2 separate regions of the Homo sapiens genome follow, and region 2 is linked to region 1. The links are chromatin loops, found by intact Hi-C in ENCODE. Cell type or tissue: heart left ventricle. All regions are shown on one strand. Each heading gives the region's core, and the rest is flanking DNA. Links, peaks and the distances in the headings are about the cores only. Region 1 overlaps DOCK4 (dedicator of cytokinesis 4). Region 2 overlaps DOCK4 (dedicator of cytokinesis 4).

Region 1 (2,917 bases), core at 218-2,717:
ATATTCTGATGTACTCAAAAAGACCTCTAATGATGACAAGTGTGTTTCACAGCATAGTGTGGTAGAAATGTTCTTCCTGGTCATGCAAATAATATAGGAGGCACAGTAGGGATCTGAAGGTCCTGATGGCTTCTCTTCTGTTTCTCAGTAGGATGCTTCTGTCCTCTGTGCCTCCTTGTAAACCACTCAGTAGAAGTAACCCTTCAGTTGGGAAGGCCAATATCAAAAATTTTGACATTTTACATGAAATATATTTTTATATTTCACATAAAAATTGTTCTATCTTTCTGCATGGATTTATATTTATCACTTTTATAGTTCACCTCACATAAGAAGTAAAACTGTCTAGTGATTCAATGAGCATGAAAGTTACACAACATGTACTTTTATCCAAAAATATATGACTGGGTAATATCTTCGGTTGAAACATGTTGTGAGAAAGATTAGCAAGCTAATCAATCCACAAAAAATTACAAAGAACGCTTGTAAAATAATTTTCAACAGTTAAATATCATTGAAATAGATTTATGGTCTCCAAGAAGAACAATAACAACAGAGAACACATTTAGACGGTCATGTTCTATTAAACTAATTGGAAAAACAACTGTCATTTTTTTTATACTCAAACCAATTTTACAAAAACAAAAACAAAAACAAAAATCCCATGTAGCATATCTGAAAAAGCAGTCATTTGTCTTAAATTGAACTATGCTAATCTGGGCACAGTGACTCACGCCTGAAATCCCAGCACTTTGGGAGGCAGAAACAGGCAGATCACTTGAGCCTCGGAGTTCAAGATCAGCCTGGGCAACAGGGTGAAACCTTGTCTCTACAAAAAATTTAAAAAATTAGCCCGGTGGGGTGGTGCATGCCTGTGATCCCAAGTACTCAGGAGACACAGGTGGGAGGATCACTTGAGCCCAGGAGGCAGAGGTTGCAATGAGCTGATATCTGGGATAACAGAATGAGACCTTGTCTTAAAAAAAAAAAAAATTAACTACGCTGTTTGAAGAGTGTGAGGATAACAATTAATACCCATTCTACACTGAGTAGGTGTGAAGGGAGACACACCAGAAGCTAAGGGGTGGTAAGATGGACGAAGGAATAATGAGAAGAGCTAAGAGGATGGTTCCAGGGTGCAGTGCTGACCCTAGAGCCTCTCCCTAAAAGGCAATAGAATACAAACGTAAGGTGATCTGAATTGTTTCTATTTCACTGCTTCTCCTGCATTCTGTCAAATGTTTTCTGATTGCCTAACAGTGTAAGATATGTCCAATAATCTGCTGTGGGAGACCAGAATACGGCACCCCAAAATATACTTCTTTGGCATAAGAATTGTTGAGCTAAAGGCAATTAAGAAGTAGGTGCTGTAAAGCTCTCTGCCTTCCCTCTAATTGCCTAAAGGCAATGCATAGATTTACAAAAACAAAAAGAATCTTGCCTCTCTTAGACCATGTAAGTACTAACAGGCCTGGCCTTGCTTAGTTTCTGAGATCAAACAAGATCAGGCACATTCAGGGTGGCATGGTCATGGGCCTGCCCCTTCTTCTACCAGGGAGAACAAAGGTTAACCACAGATGACAATTTTAAACGTTACAGGCCTGGAGATGGCACCAGAGGTATCCCTACCAACACTCTTTATCAACTAGCCTTTGTCTGCCAGTTATTTGCCTTCCTAGAAGTTGCCTCCCTAGAGACTTCAAGTCCTGTTTGGTCTTGTCATTTCTCCAAAATGTACTGTTCTTTCTTGAAGACACTATATAAGCTGGAATTCAAAGCCACCTCTTTGAGAATTTCTCATTCCCTATGTATTAATATATCTCATTTATGTATGAAATATACATGTTAGTAAACTTCTGTTTTTCTCTTTTTAATTTGTCTTTTGATAAAGAGGACCATTCCAACTAAGAATGTATGAGTGTTAAAGAAAAAATTATTTTCCTTCCCAAAACTGTGAAGAGAGCTGTTACTGTGGTCTCGCCTAGAATAACAAAGGACAATTCAGAAAAGCTCAGGCCGCACTATAAATTGCTCTATTTATGCCCCCAAGAAACCAGTGCTACCTCTGTCCAGGCAAGATACTTTGGGAAGCAGCTGGAAGGTGTGCTGGCAGTTCTGCAGTGGCCGCTGGACTACGGGGCTTTGGTGCTTATGATGGCAGAGATGAAGGACATTCGAATAGATGCCCTATGTACAGGGAATGATCAGTGGTAAACAGAAGAGACCCAAGGGCCTTCTAATTCAGTGGTTCCCAACTGAAAGATTCTCCCCAGGGCCTGAAAGCTTAAGGGAATGAATAACTCCTCCCTCCTCAGGCCCAGTCCCAAGGCGCAAGACCCAGCAGCGTGCGTCAGCAAGATAGCAGAAGCAGGAAGAGAGGTGGCCGGAAGACACATACCCCCTGAAGATGGAGAGGGAGACTGTCCGGGTACTACGTAGCTGTCATGTCAGACTGGGACACTTCCTGTTTACAGAGGGCTATAAAACCCCTGCCCCGTCCTCACATGGGGCTGATGCCATTTTAGGCCTCGGCCTGTCTGCACCCAGGCGCTCATTAAAACAGGGTACTGCTCCACACTGCCTTGTGTTGTTTGTTGGCGTGCTCTCAGGGTTCGAACCGATACAAAGAGCCTCGCACCAACCTGATTGTGTACAATATTCTCCTGGTGAGCTGTATAAAGCCCAGGCCCCACCCTGGAGATCCTGATTGACTGGGTCAGGATGGACCTAAAAGCTTCCTGTTTGTTTAAAGCCCAGCCATGTTAAAGGACCACTGTTTTTACCCAAAAGCCCTAGTCTTAATTAATCAGAATTGCTGACTGTTTTATGATAGTCATGTATACCAGAAAACAGGCAATGTACGCCTGGTATCTTAGGGTCGAAGACTTTTCCCCTCTTCCTCCCAACCACATGAGAA
Region 2 (2,917 bases), core at 323-2,822, 61 kb after region 1:
GAGGTCTGCTAGATTATTACCTACAAATTGCCTTACAGTCAGAAGAAGTCAAAGTCTAAATTCTTACAATTACTCCCCCTTTTGCTCTGATGACTAAGCCAATTTCCAATTTTGAACAAATACCAATTTTTACCGGCTCTGGCCATTGACACCTAGTCAAAAACTATTTCTCAAGGAGATAGGGGAGCCAGTGAACAGTTCAACGGAGAAATAGAGGAACAAAGTCCAAAGTTCTTTCAAAATCTAGCTCCTGCATAGTTTTCCAATCTCACCCTTTACAACTCCCCACTCAACAGTCCCACTGAACCTCTCTTATCTATGCCTTTCCCATTGCTTTTCCCTCCACTTGACATGTGGGCCTCTTACTCCTGTCCCCTTAACAGGTCTTCTTCAAAACAACGCAAGCATCCTCCTCGGTCACACGTGTCCATGTGAAGAGACCAGCAAACAGGTTTTGTATGAGCAATAAAGCTTTTGCAAGTCACAGGGGTTACAACTGCTGAGCTTCGGCTCAGAGGCCTGACATCCTCAAGGAAGGCTTAGTCTGTACCCTAACTCCACTGCACCAATCCCCTTTAAGTCCCTCCATCCTCAAGGAAGGCTTAGCCTGTACCCTAACTCCACCACACCAATCCCATTTACGTCCCTCCAACACTGATTATACTCACTCACCACCTCTACTTCTGCGGCTCCTTTATGTTCCCAATACCCGGCACAATGCATGACACCTAGTGGGTACTCAACAAGTGTCAGTTAAATATATAATGGGATGAAATCACCAAGGTGTGCAGTTGACTTATTTATTAAATTAATATTTAATGGTTACTCTCCATGTGCCAGTATTGTGCTAGGCACTGGGAATACAATGGTGAAGATAACACTTTGCACTGGTGTTGAGTTATTAAGTCATGAGAAAGAAGTTTCCTACGTTTTCTGTTTGCTACAAAACACAGTTCAGAATGTGTAGATGGACAACTCTTCAGGTGCTTGGATTTTGTCACTTGGTCATTCAATTAGCACTTCTTTTATGCGCATTTAATCCATTTTATTAGTTTTTATCAAATTTATCAATTTCTACCATCGGTAGGAATTTTGTTACCTCAATAAGACTAAACACATCTTTAAGGAAGGGACTAGTATTCCAACCAGCAGAGCACCTAGAAATGAGGATCTCTTAATTGTTCAGCAAATACCACAAAAGCGAACTGGAAGATAGGGACCCAGCCCCAACACACACCATCTTAAAGTGCTGATGTACTCTCCTACCAAAAAGCATTCTCAAAACCATGACTCACATGTGCTGAGGTCTGCTTTCAGGCTAGTTCTCCTTCTACACCTCACAGAGTTCTACACCTCTGTGTTTTATATTGCCAGAGATTTTTAAATGTACACAGCAAACAGATACACTTATAGTTAGTTCTATTATTCTTATGTGGAAAAAAATTAAGCCCACTGCCTTTTTTTAACTTTTAATTTTGAATTAATTTCAGATTTATAAGAAAGTTACAAAAATAAGCCAGGCGTGGTGGTGTGTGCCTGTGGTCCTGGCTATTCAAGAGGTTGAGGTAGAAGGATTGCTTGAGCCCAGGTGTTCCAGGCTGCAGTGAGCTATGATCACACCACTGCACTCCGGCCTGAGAAACAGAGTGAGATCCTGTCTCGAAAGGAAGAAAGAGAAAAGGAAGAAAAGAAAGGAAGAAAGAAGAATTGTCAGAGGTATTCAAACCAGAGTGACTCCATATTGAACAGAGGCTGGGAAAAATAAGACTGAGACCTACTGGGTGGCATTCCCAGGAGGTTGGGCATTCTTAGTCATAGGATGAATTAGGATGTTGGCAGGGCTAAAATACAGGTCATTAGGACATTGCTGATAAAATAAGATGTGGTAAAGAACTGAAACCCACCAAAACCAAGATGGCAACGAAACTGACCTCTGGTGGTCCTCACTTCATTATACGCTAGTTATAATGCATTAGCATGCTAAAACACACTCCCACCAGCACCAGGACAATTTACACATGTTATGGCAACATCTGGAAGTTACCCTACATGGTCTAAAGGGGAAGAACCCTCAGTTCTGGGAATTGCCCATCCCTTTCCTTGGTAACTCCAAGAATAATCCACTCTTGGTTTAGCATATAATCAAGAAATAACCATAAAAATAGCCAGCTAGCAGCCCTCAGGGCTGCTCTGTCTATGGAGTAGCCATTCTTTTATCTCTACTTCTCCAATAAACTTGCTTTCACTTTGCTCGGTGGACTTGCCCTGAATTCTTTCTTGCTTGAGATCCAAGAACCCTCTCTTGGGGTCTGGATCAGGACCCCTTTCTGGTAACAGAAGGAAAGAAAAGAAGAAAGTAACACAAATAGTATAAAGATATATTCTTAAATAAGCTTCAGCAAATGTGAAGCTCTTAAATAAATATAGTACATTTACCAAAACCAGGAAGTTAATGTTGAAAAAATATACTGTCTTAGTCCATTTTGTGCTGCTGTAACAGAATATCACAGGCTGGGTAATTTATAAAGAAATTTAATTCTCACAGTTCTGGAAGCTAGCAAGTCCAAGATCAAGGTACTGGCATTGTGCTAAGAGCCTTTCTGCTTTGTCTTCACATGGTGGAAGGACGAAGAACATGAGTGTAAACTACCCAAACACAGCCTGAAGCCTCTTTGAATAGGGCCTTAATCCCATTAACAAGGGAGGAGTCCCCATGGTCCAATCATTTCTTAAGGTCCCACCTCTTAATACTGTCTTTTTGGCAACACCTGAGTTTTTAAAAGGATTACATTTCAACATAAGTTTTGGAGGGGACAAAAACATTTAAACCATAACTTATACTATTAACTATTCTCCAGTTCATATGCAAATTTCACCACTTGTCCAACTAATGTCATCTTTGTCCTGTCCAGGATTG

What was found. Peaks named below come from ENCODE experiments on the same cell type or tissue, not always from the same donor. Only the 100,000 strongest peaks of a DNase experiment are listed, where the experiment ranks them.
Region 2: it touches region 1 in a loop (2.0-fold over the local background); 3 of 110 quality-filtered maps call a loop at or near these places.

Annotation. Positions count from the first base shown.
Region 1 is chr7:111,952,230-111,955,146 of GRCh38, forward strand. All of the region lies in intron 8 of DOCK4 (dedicator of cytokinesis 4), which reads right to left. It also overlaps the pseudogene RNA5SP237. Among named protein-coding and RNA genes, the nearest start is that of DOCK4-AS1, 150 kb to the left of the region's middle. RefSeq lists an enhancer at 1-384. In heart left ventricle, for the core only: a CTCF peak has its summit at 1,603 (motif pointing right); a DNase peak (open chromatin) is centred at 2,530; H3K27ac peaks cover 602 bases.
Region 2 is chr7:112,013,244-112,016,160 of GRCh38, forward strand. The region is part of intron 1 of DOCK4 (dedicator of cytokinesis 4); the gene reads right to left. Among named protein-coding and RNA genes, the nearest start is that of DOCK4, 190 kb to the right of the region's middle. In heart left ventricle, for the core only: no CTCF peak of the experiment used is centred there; no DNase peak of the experiment used is centred there.